Linked DNA regions of Homo sapiens: region 2 is linked to region 1. Evidence: chromatin contacts called from ENCODE Hi-C or POLR2A ChIA-PET data. All regions are on one chromosome and are shown on one strand. The core of a region is the stretch at or near the end of the contact, and the rest is flanking DNA. Distances in the headings are between cores, read along the strand shown. Region 1 holds the start of LOC101927166 (a long non-coding RNA gene). Region 2 holds the start of LOC124904019 (a long non-coding RNA gene).

The links. A loop is a pair of places that touch in the nucleus more often than their neighbours do. ChIA-PET counts read pairs that join two places held with the same protein, here RNA polymerase II (POLR2A). Pooled maps may share reads with other maps.
Region 2: a pooled map shows a loop between it and region 1 (2.4-fold over the local background). The contact joins two enhancer-like sites. A Hi-C loop is called at or near these places in 6 of 168 maps with a recorded cell type or tissue (Caco-2, PC-3, breast epithelium and 3 more), 6 of 37 single-sample maps with no recorded cell type and 10 of 50 pooled maps. POLR2A ChIA-PET finds 5 or more read pairs at or near these places in 2 of 52 experiments (OCI-LY7 and activated CD4-positive, alpha-beta memory T cell).

The regions. Positions count from the first base shown.
Region 1 is chr17:48,439,749-48,444,979 of GRCh38, forward strand. LOC101927166 (a long non-coding RNA gene) reads left to right here and starts at 5,085. Exons shown (of 6, transcript NR_110804.1): 1 at 5,085-5,231. It also overlaps a transcript of SKAP1 not described here. Within about 2 kb of position 1,668, at least 7 of the 41 ENCODE cell types and tissues checked have a DNase peak (open chromatin) inside an H3K27ac peak, as active enhancers do.
Region 2 is chr17:48,488,375-48,494,065 of GRCh38, forward strand. It overlaps LOC124904019 (a long non-coding RNA gene), which reads right to left and starts at 595. Exons shown (of 2, transcript XR_007065828.1): 1 at 511-595. Within about 2 kb of position 4,322, at least 6 of the 41 ENCODE cell types and tissues checked have a DNase peak (open chromatin) inside an H3K27ac peak, as active enhancers do.

The DNA of each region.
Region 1 (5,231 bases), core at 418-2,917:
CCATATGGCCACTATGACATGTGCTCATGAGTTGGAGGAGGAATCAGAGAAAAAATGAGATGCACTAAACATGAGGGCCTGTGTTCTTGCGAGAAAATGCTTATATTCTGACAATGTTGGGGCCCTTTTTTACTGCCCTTCATCTGCTATCCCAGCACCTGCACCCTATAGCCTGACTCCCTACAAACCTGGCTCTACTAAAAAGACCTTCCTGTTAGAGACAGGTGGGCCCTTTTCTTCATCTCTTCCCCTTCCTCTTATCTCTGGGACGAAGCACCAGGACGCGGGCTGGTGGAGGAGAGCAATTGCCCCTGGCAGCTGATAGTTCAGCAATGCGGCCTGCGACTTTGCCTTTAAATATCAACCACATGCACAGAAAACACCCTGGCAGCCTGAGAGGTTTCCATGGTGACAGAATGCAGGCCATGACCTCTGTAAATGTAATCAGAGCACTGGGATTGGTGTGCAAGACAGGTTTAATTTCTCCTGCAATGGAAGCTCTGTGGTCCTGGCCCTACATAGGCTTCATACGTTGACAGACAACCTGTTTATCTCCACCAGGGCAGCTCTACATATGGCAGTTCCCTCTGCCCCAGAGCTGCTTCCTCTACTGTCTGAGCAGGCTGCAGGATGTAGAAGGTCACTGAGGACTGGGACAACAGTCATATCAATATCTGGCATCCTTGCGCAGTGTCCTTGGGAGGTGAGACTGTCCCTTATACAAAGAGCAGCTGTGGCGTAAGGGTCTGACCAAGGACTCAGAAGATTGGCCAAGGTTTTCATCCCTGCTGTGCCACCAACCTTGTGACCTAGGGCAAGTCATTTAACCTCCAACTTTCAACATCTTCACTCCAAGGAGAAAATGCCTGGGAAAGGGAAGGCCAAGGGCTTCCAAAGTCCGCAATTTAAGATGGTACCCAATAATGGTTAATGTGAGGATCCTCCCACCCTCAGTGGACTCATACCCCAAGAAATGAATGCTAGTCACTGGTGTCAGTGCTGCCAGTGGTGAGGGGAAGGCTCACTGTGGGAGAGGCTCAGCAGGACTTCCCCACCTCTATCCTGAATTGGAACAAAACCAGGATGCATTTTTTCTAAGCCAGCCCAGAGTAGTAGACTAGAGTTTTGCACTAAACTGACAGGAAACAGACAGAGGCTCAGAGGGAAATGTAGCTGCATCAAAGGAGGACCCCACAGCCTCTTTCCTTAAACTCCATGCAACCTCAGCAAAGAGTTTCTTTGGTCACTTGGATGCTAGCACCCCGATTCCATTTCTAATTCACATGAGATGCTGGCCGACTTCAGTTGCCAGTTATCCTGCTTCTCTGATTCTTTCACTTTTCCAGTATAGTGTTCTAAAAAACAAAAACAAAAACCAAACAAACAAACAAAAAAAGATTTGGACTAAGATGAGATTCATAGGGTTGCATGAAACATTTTTCTTCCCAGAGGGAGCTGGTCCATAAGATTCCCCTTGCAGAATGAGATTCAACAAGGAATCTCAGAATTTCAGAGCTGGAAGGAACTTTAGAAACCCTTTTACCTACAGAGAGAAACCTGAGGGACTAGCCTGGATGTCCCTGGGTTACAGCAAATTAATGGCAGAACCACAAGAGCATCAGGGCCTCACTCTGCTTGGCTGAGTATTAATTTACCTCATGGGTGCTTTTGAACCTCAAACTAAAATAGAGGGGAAGTGGGGGGAGGATTCAAAAGTGGTTGATGAACATTAGAATCAGGAAATGGTGATTTGGTTGAATCTACAGATAATAGCTTTACCACTTCCTGTGTCAGCTGATGCCAAAAGAGAGAAGATTCTAAAGAAGAAAATAGTTACGTGACAGAACTGTGGGCTTCCACACAACTGTCTCCACCCAGGCCATACTCTTTCTCTAAGGCCATTGAGGAGAGTATAAACCTGATTGCTCAGGGGTTTCATTGGCTGGTGTCCAACACAAAATCACAAGATCAAAGAACAGTGGAGTTTATAGGAACCCCAAGAGAACATCTGGTCTGACATTATGTCTTCTGGTTGCTGAGTAACTAAACCATCTAGGACAGGTAATTTAATTGTCTTTCCTTTTTATTAAAGGACTCAGTTTCCCAACTATAAATGAGGAAATAAGGTTCCTTCTAGGTCTAACATGCCAGAACTCCATGATCTCGAAAGGTGGAGATTTCCCAACCTTTTCCAGGATCCCTTTACAGCATTTAACGCATATCTTGTAAGTAGCAGGCTTCCCTGGCCTCAAGCTTAACATCATCAGTGTGGCAAGCACCAAGGGTTTGTCCAGCTCCCAGGGATTACCATGGACTCCAGGAACATGCACTGAAGTTCCTTTTAGTGTTTTAAGGAGGAGGAGGAGGCAACCATTTATGTAATTCTCATGTCGGTCCAAGTTGTTAATACTCCAGTAGTTGGTAGGCCCAACCTGAGTGCGTTGTGGCCATGGGGTGTGGTGGGGTGTGAGGTGGTGTCAATTACATAACAGCTCCTACAGAAACTGTGTGGAATAGGGGAGAAAAGAAATTCTTAGACAACACAGTTGGTTATTTCTGGAAGAAATGGGTAGGTTTGCTGCACAGAAAAAGCAATCTATCCATCATACCCCTTGTTCTTCAGACCTGCCTATGTATGCCTGAATCATTATAGAAAAGTTTCCAATTCTGAGCCCTTGAAAATCAGGGATATGATTATGCTCACTCCACTCACTGAAGCCTTAGTTCCATCCTGCCTGGGACTCTGCTATACTTGGTGTTACATTTTTGGATGTGAAATGTGCAGGGTGGACTCAGACTCCACAACCACTTGTCCCCTTCTTGGCCAAGTCACCTTCTCCTTCCAACTTCTCTAGGTAAGTAAATGGCACCATGGATAATCCAGTTGCCCAATCTGGAACCCTGGGGGGTCATCTTTCTTCCCTCTTTCTTCCTCTGCCAAGTCTAGCTGGAAAATATGTTTCAAACAATCTGTTTCTCTCTAGTCTGTTGCCACCATCCTGGTCCAAGCCACCATCATCTTCTACCTTGCAACCCTCTGGTTTTACGCCCCACCAACCCATTTTCCACCCTAAAACCAGTGATGTCATTTTTAAAAATCTGCCCATGCCTCTTTCCTAATTAAAATTTTAGTAGCTTCCCAATATTTCACTTCCTCACAATGGCTAACAAGCGTCTACCATCGCCACCACCATAACCTCCTGCTTATCTTTCTAGCCTTGCTGCCTGCATGGACCCTTTACTCTCCATCATCTTCAGTAACAGACTTCCTGCAGTTTTTCAATGAGTCATACCCACTCCCACTTCCGTTTGCTCACATGTGCTGTTCCTTCTGTCTACAACACTCTTCCCCTTCCCCTTCACCCAGCTAACTCCTACTCATGCTTCAAGTCTCAACTTCATTTTGTCTGGTTAACCAACCTTGGCTCCCCAGACTGGGTTATATTTCCCTCTCCTACATTCCTGTAGCATTTAGCACCTGCTATTCAAAACTCACATCCCATCTGTAATTATTAAAATTATTAAAAGTAATGGCAAAAACAGCAATTACTTTTGCACCAACCTAATACTTGTCTACCTGCCACCTGTCTTCTCCTCCTGAGGGTTCAGATCTTACCTATCTTATTTCCTAATGTATTCCCAGCAACTGCTATGCTTGGTGTATAGTAGGTCCTCAATAAAGGATTACTGAGTGAGTGCTACAAGGTAAGTCTGTTTGTTTGTTTGTTTGTTTGTTTGTTTGTTTGAGACAGAGTCTTGCTCTGTCACCCAGGCTGGAGTGCAATGGTGCGATCTCGGCTCACTGTAACCTCTGCCTCCTGGGTTCAAGCAATTCTCCTGCCTCAGACTTCCGAATAGCTGAGATTACAGGTGCGTGCCACCACACCTGGCTAATTTTTGTATTTTTAGTAGAGACAGGGTTTCTCCATGTTGGCCAGGCTTGTCTCGAACTCCTGACCTCAAGTGATCCACTCACCTTGGCCTCCCAAAATGTTGGGATTACAGGCGTGAGCCACCATGCCTGGCCTGTTGGGTTTTTTAAAAATAATTTTATTTTGAAATAATTTCAAACTTACAGAAAAGTTATCATAGTATCTAGAACTCAAGTATACCATTCACTTGGAATCATCAATTATTAACTTCGATTATTAATTATTAAATTTAATAATCATCAATTATTAAATTTACTTTATTTTTCATAATAAATAAAATGTTAATTATAGAAAAGTAATTAGTACTAGATTAATTTACATTTTTTTCTGAATTTGAGAGTAAATTACAGTCATCACGCTCCTTTTCCCTAAAAACTTCAACGGTATTTTCTAAGAATGAGGATATTCCCTTAAAAATAACACCTAGTACGAGGCCGGGCGCAGTGACTCACGCCTGTAATCCCAGCACTTTGGAAGGCTAAGGCGGGTGGATCACTGAGGTCAGGGGTTCGAGACCAGCTTGGCCAACGTGGTGAAACCCCATCTCTACTAAAAATACAAAATTTAGCTGGGCGTGGTGGCATGCGTCTGTAATCCCAGTAACAGGGGCTGAGGCAGGAGAATCGCTTGAACCAGGAGGCGGAGGTTGCAATGAGCCCAGATCGTGCCACTGCACTCCAGCCTGGGCAATAGGGTGAGACTCCGTCTCAAAAAAACCCACAAACACCCAGTATGGTTATCAAAATGAGGAAAGTTAGCAAAGGGCACATGAACTTTAATTCAAATATGTGTTATCATTTTCAGAGAAGTAGAAAGTGCTAGGCAAACGTGGCAGTCTGGGATTAGGTGCATGCATTCATAAGGTAACCTCTCTCTCTCTCCTTCCCCTCTCTCTGCCCTTGTTCAAGGGCTTTCTCTAAAACTAAAGCTGTGGTTGCCAAGGCAGAGCCAAGCTGGTTGTGTCTGGTGTTCCCTCAAGCCCCCACTTGCACTAGTAACTTCTCTGCACCACGCCCATTTGTCGCTGCCTATGCAGTCCTCTATCGGTAGGCTGGAAGGCTCCTGAGCAGGTTAGCTTTCTTTCACAAAGTCCCAGCGACAGGAGGAAGCCCAGTCCACCGGAAGTGAAGGTTGGAGGGAAAGGTGAAGGACAGGAAGTGGGAAGATGACTCCTGGGACCCATAATCATGCATGAGCAGTTCAGAGCTTCCCAGAAGGGAAGAAGACAAGCTGTAGGGGCAGTAAGATTTGCACACCTTGGGTCCTGGGACCATCCTGCTCAGCTGAGTAGAATACCAA
Region 2 (5,691 bases), core at 3,072-5,571, 51 kb after region 1:
AGGGACAAAATTTCCTTGTCTAACCATTGGAGTGCAGAACAGAGTGACAGAAGAGGGAAGTGCTAGAGGGTAAGGGCATGCCCCAACAGAAGTTACTGGAAACAGCAATTACTTTCCATTCCTTGGGACCTACTAGGGCTCTGAACCTGGATTCAAATACATAAAGGCCCACTATGGTTGGGGCCTACTTGCCTACTGAAATTGGAGTTTCAGAGACTGAGTGACCTTTCTGATATTGCACAGCACATCAGAGACAAAACCAGCACTTGAACTCCCTTTGAGTTAGACATCTGAAGGACAAGGGCATGTGGTGCATCCCCAGCTATCCAGTGCCTTTTCTTTTTTCTTTCCCAATCCAGTGACCCCTCTGATTGTAGGATAACAGACCAGACAGGCAAAAGGTATCTGTGGGTGATCTTTGCTTGGGGGTAGGGTTGGGTAGGGGGCAGAGCTGCTCACAACAGCAGGCCATTTCCCAAGATGCTCAGGGTTGCTGGCTTCTGCACTCACCATCTCACTTTCTGGTTGCTGCGTGGAGATAAGCTATCGACTTCTGCACAGGATCAACCAAGGAAGTCAGGAGGGTGGGGAGGCCCTGGCGGCTGGCAGGAAAGGGCTGGCAGAAAAAAAAAAAAAAAAAAAGCAAAGCATCCTGGGGACAAAACTGCTGACTGGACTGCTAAGAGACAGGAGGGAAGAAAAAGGAGAATCAATGCAAGGGGAGAACATTGGAAAAGCAGGAAAGGCAGAAAGACCCACAAAACCTAAAGAGACTCAGCAAGGCAGAAATCAGGAGAGTTTTCCCCTTTCTATTAAAAATGTATTTTCTCGGCCAGGTGCAGTGGCTCACACCTGTAATCCCAGCACTTTGGGAGGCCGAGGTGGGCGGATCACCTTAGGTCGGGAGTTTGAGACCAGCCTGGCCAACATGGTGAAACCCCCTCTCTACTAAAAATACCAAAAATTAGCCGGGCGTAGTGGCGGGTGCCTGTAATCCCAGCTACTCAGCAGTCTGAGACAGGAGAATCACTTGAGCCCGGCAGGCGGAGGTTGCAGTGAGCGGAGATCATGCCACTGCACTCCAGCCTGGGCAACAAGAGCGAAACTCCGCCTCAAAAAAAAAAAAAAGTATTTTCTCATCTACCTGTAGATATGTCATTTTAAAACATGCTTTTCTTCTGCCTTGGCCTTCAAAGAGTGAATGCAAACCAAATATTCTTAAAATGCATTTGTGATCCAATAAACAAAGGGTCAAGTCTTCAACAGTGATTTACTATGTGACTTCTGGAAAGTCACTCAACTGTACTGAGGCTTTATGCCTCTCTTTTATTTAAAAGAAAAAAAATGCAGAGATTACCCCAGCCGGCTATAAGGAGAGCCCTCATTGTCTAACTCACTAGAAGTGCTAAAGAGCTGTTCTTTCATCTGAAACTACCTAGGGAGAGATTTTCTTACCATGAGCTTTTACATCCTCATTCATTTGAATTGGTGCTCTGGGAACCAGGCAGGGAACAGGTATTTTTATCTTACTTTAGTGGATAAGCAGTAGTGTAAATAGTGAAAAACAAAAAGGAGGGGGGGAGCCGGGCGCGGTGGCTCACGCCTGTAATTCCCAGCCCTTTGGGAGGCCGAGGCTGGTGGATCACACGGTCAAGAGATCGAGACCATCCTGGCTAACACGATGATAACCTGTCTCTATTAAAAATACGAAAAATTAACCGGGCGTGGTGCAAGCACCTGTAGTCCCAGCTACGTGGGAGGCTGAGGCAGGAGAATGGCATGAACCCAGGAGGCGAAGCTTGCAGTGAGCCGAGATTGCCTCACTGCACTCCAGCCTGGGCGACAGAGCAAGACTCCGTCTCAAAAAAAAAAAAAATGGATCTCTCTTTTATTACACTCCGATGCGTACCATAAAAAAGGCCCTGCCTTTCTCCTTCAGATAGAATTCAGAGACTAGGCTAAGTAGACTAGATTTGGGTGGGCAAATCCTGCTCTTTGGAGAGGGAAGGGACCCATAGACTAGCAGGGAGGCTGCTGGTGTCATGGAAAAGCTAAAACCCAGAGCCTCTCGCCTGAACCCAAGCCCCTCGCAGTTATGTGGGTTCACAGCCTTGGCTGCTCTGGCTTGGTTTCAATGCTGGAACTGAAGCAGGACTACATTCCATAACTCTCTGATACAGCAAGTCAGGGGTGACTGCGGAAGTAAAATCAGGATTAAGAATTCCCAGCCTGGGCTCTTAATGAGCAGGCAGAGTTATTTCCTCTTCTGTCCTTTCTTATATGCTCACTCCCAGTTTCTCTTTCTACAAAGTCTCCTCTCCATTCCTATTCAACTTGTAGGTGGCAGCCCCTTTTTTATTTATACTCTTTTCCAAACCACATCCTCCAGGAGGCTACTCAGATTACACCTGCCATTGAGGAATCCTTCCTTTACTTTGTTATTAGATCTCCAAATGTATCTATAAGAACAAGACCCTGCACACCCAAAAAGACAGCAGTAAATTAAGGGTGAGTTACATGCCTAGTGTAATTTATATGCTAGCATGTAAGTTAATACCATGTGGATGAAATCTAGATCTGCCCCTGTTAATGCAACCCCTTGGGCTCTGAAATTCTCACTTTTAGGAAACTGGTTTCTGCAGAGTTTCAGGGACTATGATTCCATCAGGCATGGGGCTGAGTCCCATGGTTGTTAGAATAACTGGGTGCTTTTGCTGTGTCAAATCCAGCCCTCGCCCTAAGCCCTAAGCTCTACCTCCCCAAGGACAAAGACTAAGTTAGAGAAGGTGCCCCAGTGGATGATGGCTTCATTCAGAACCACTCTGGGGCATCCAAGTCGGATTGCTTCTGAAGCATCTGCCTCTGCTTTTGTCACAGGATAAACCCCAATTTTGGACCTCCAAATTTGGGAAATTGGGGTTCATGTGGGTTCTTGACTTCATGCAGGAAGGAATTCAAGAGTGAACCAATACAGTGAAGTGAAAGAAAGTTCATTAAAAAAGTAAAAGAATAGTCCAGGTGCGGTGGCTCACGCCCGTAATCCAAACACTTTGGGAGGCTGAGGCAGGTGGATCACCTGAAGTCAGGAGTTCTAGACCAGCCTGGTCAACATGGTGAAGCCCCATCTCTACTAAAAGTACAAAAATTAGCTGAGTGTGGTGGTGGGTGTCTGTAATCACAGCTACTCAGGAGGCTGAGGCAGGAGAATTGCTTGAACTCAGGAGGCAGAGGTTGCAGTGAGCCGAGATCATGCCACTGCACTCCAGCCTGGGCAACACAGCAAGACTCTGTCTCAAGAAAAAAAAAAAGTAAAAGAATAAAAGGGTGGCTACTCCATAAGCAGAGCAGCCCCAAGTGCTGCTGGTTGGCTATTTTTACGGTTGTTTATTGGTCATATGAATTTTCCAGGAAAGAGGTGGGGGAATTCCCAGAAGTGAGGGTTCCTTCCTCTTTCAGACAATATAGAGTAATTTCCAGACATTGTCATGGTGTTTGTAAACTGTCATGGCACTAGTAGAGTGTTTTTTAGCATGTTAATATATTATAATTAATGTATAATGAGCAGTGAGGATGATTGGAGCTCATTTTCGTCACCATCTTGGTTTTGGTAGGTTTTGGCCAGCTTTTTTACATCTCATTTTATCAGATGGATCTTTGTGACCTGTACCTTGCAAAACAAGTCCTACCCAACTCCTGTCTCACTTTGAAGTCTAGGTTAGAAGAATCTCTAAAGACAGGAGGCCTCCCATATGTCAAAGAGGAAGGGAGGTTCCAAGTTCAGGGCCAGGAACAGAAATAGAGAAAGGAAGGACTATCAGGCAGGAGGAACCTTTCCCCTCTCCTTGGGAGGACACAAAATCACCAGGGAACAAAAAGAATGTCCTTTCTCTACCCTAAGTGATTCCTAACCACCATCCCCCAGCCCCCCAATCCCACCCCCAGCCCCCCACCCACCCCCACCCCCGCGCTGCTTTTCCTGATCTGGCAAAGAGAGAGTTCCCTTGCCCTTGCAGTAGACCCTTGGGCCAGGCCAGACCAGCTGACCACACACCAAGGAATCCCAGGACTGGGAAAGAGTGGGAGCATCCAGGTCAAGGGTCCTCTCCAGCCCCAGCCCCCACCGCAGCTGAAGGAATGCCGCAGGTGCAGTTTCCCAGCAGGATGGAGATGGTGCCTCTGTTCTTGACCGAAATTGTTTTCAGGACTGTACCTGCGTGAGATAGTGAGAGGGAGAGGGGCGAAGGGACGAAGGCGCGCCCGGAGAGGCGCGCGGGAATGCGGGAGCCGCGGGCGCAGAGGCCGCCGCTAGGGTGCAGCTGTGGGCTGACGTGGGAGCCAGGCCTGGGGTGGAGCCGCGCCGGAGCCGGGCCGGCAGCGCTGGCGAGGAGGTTCGGGTGTTGTGTTTCCACTGTAACTATAATTAGGCGGATTCAGTGTTTATTTAGGCTGAGAGCTGTAAGATAAATGACAGCTTCGAAGATGCTTTTCAGCACTTCGTAAATCACCCATCCGCCCGGGCAGTTTGCTGCTGCCACGTCTCGGTTCTCCCTCCGCGCGCTCCCTGTCCCCCCACTCACCTCGGAAGAGGGCACACCCGGGGACGACTCCGGAGCTGTCACCACAAAGGGCAGGAGGGCAAAGGGGAAATGGTGTCTGTGCTTCCCAGAGCCCTCAGCGCCCCGGAAGGGTACGGGGCAGCCTCCAGGAAAGCTGTCAGGAGACGCTTCCTCCCGAGGTGGTCCCGGCGGCCAAGTGGGGCTCGGTTGACGGGCAGGCTTGCCCTCCTCTGGGAGAATATGGTCTCTAATCGGCTCTAATTCAAGATCTCTTCCCTGTGCCCTGATGACACATCTGGAGATTTACAGGAGACGTTTGAGAAATATTTATAGTATGGGGACCGTTCTTTACCCTCCTGTGACTGTCTGCGCCTCTCTTGGGGGCTCAGGGTGGAAGGGCCCATGCCCTTTCCCATGGGAGAGTGCATTCTTGGAGAGGGTTGTGGACAGCAGGCCTGTCTCCCAGTGGGAGTTTGGAGCTCTCATGTCATTAGAAAGGGCAAAGACCTGGATGGCAACCCACCCTGCCTAGCCAGGCCTGGGCCTGATCAGTTCCCTTCGCAGGAAAAGGGAGCTCGGTGTGGGGAGGCCAGCGTTGGGCTCATCAGGCTTTGACTAGAAGCATCTAAACAGACCCAATGCAGAGGTGATTAACCCAACAGGGACCTGAATATGGTCCCTGGACCAGCGCCTTCCCTCACAGAAGTTTTGAATCAGAGTGGGTACTGCAGGGGCTCATGTCACACGTCAGGGCCAGCGCCATGGACCCTTCTCCCAGTATGGAAACTGGGAGAAGGAAATTAGTCTTGTGTAAAAGGAAACTGGATTTGGGGAAATTAGTCTTGTGAAAAATAACAAGTTAGCCTCTTTAGTAGAGATGGGGTTTCACCATGTTGGCCAGGCTGGTCTTGAACTCCTGACCTTGTGATCCACACGCCTCGGCCTCCCAAAGTGCTGGGATTACAGGTGTGAGCCACCCGCACCCGATTAGCTGGGCATGATGGCACGCGCCTGTAATCCCAGCTACCCGGGAGGCTGAGGCAGGCGAATCACTCGAACCCGGGAGGCGGAGGTTGCAGTGAGCCGAGATCACGCCATTGCACTCCAGCCTGGGCCACAGGGCGAGGCTCCATCT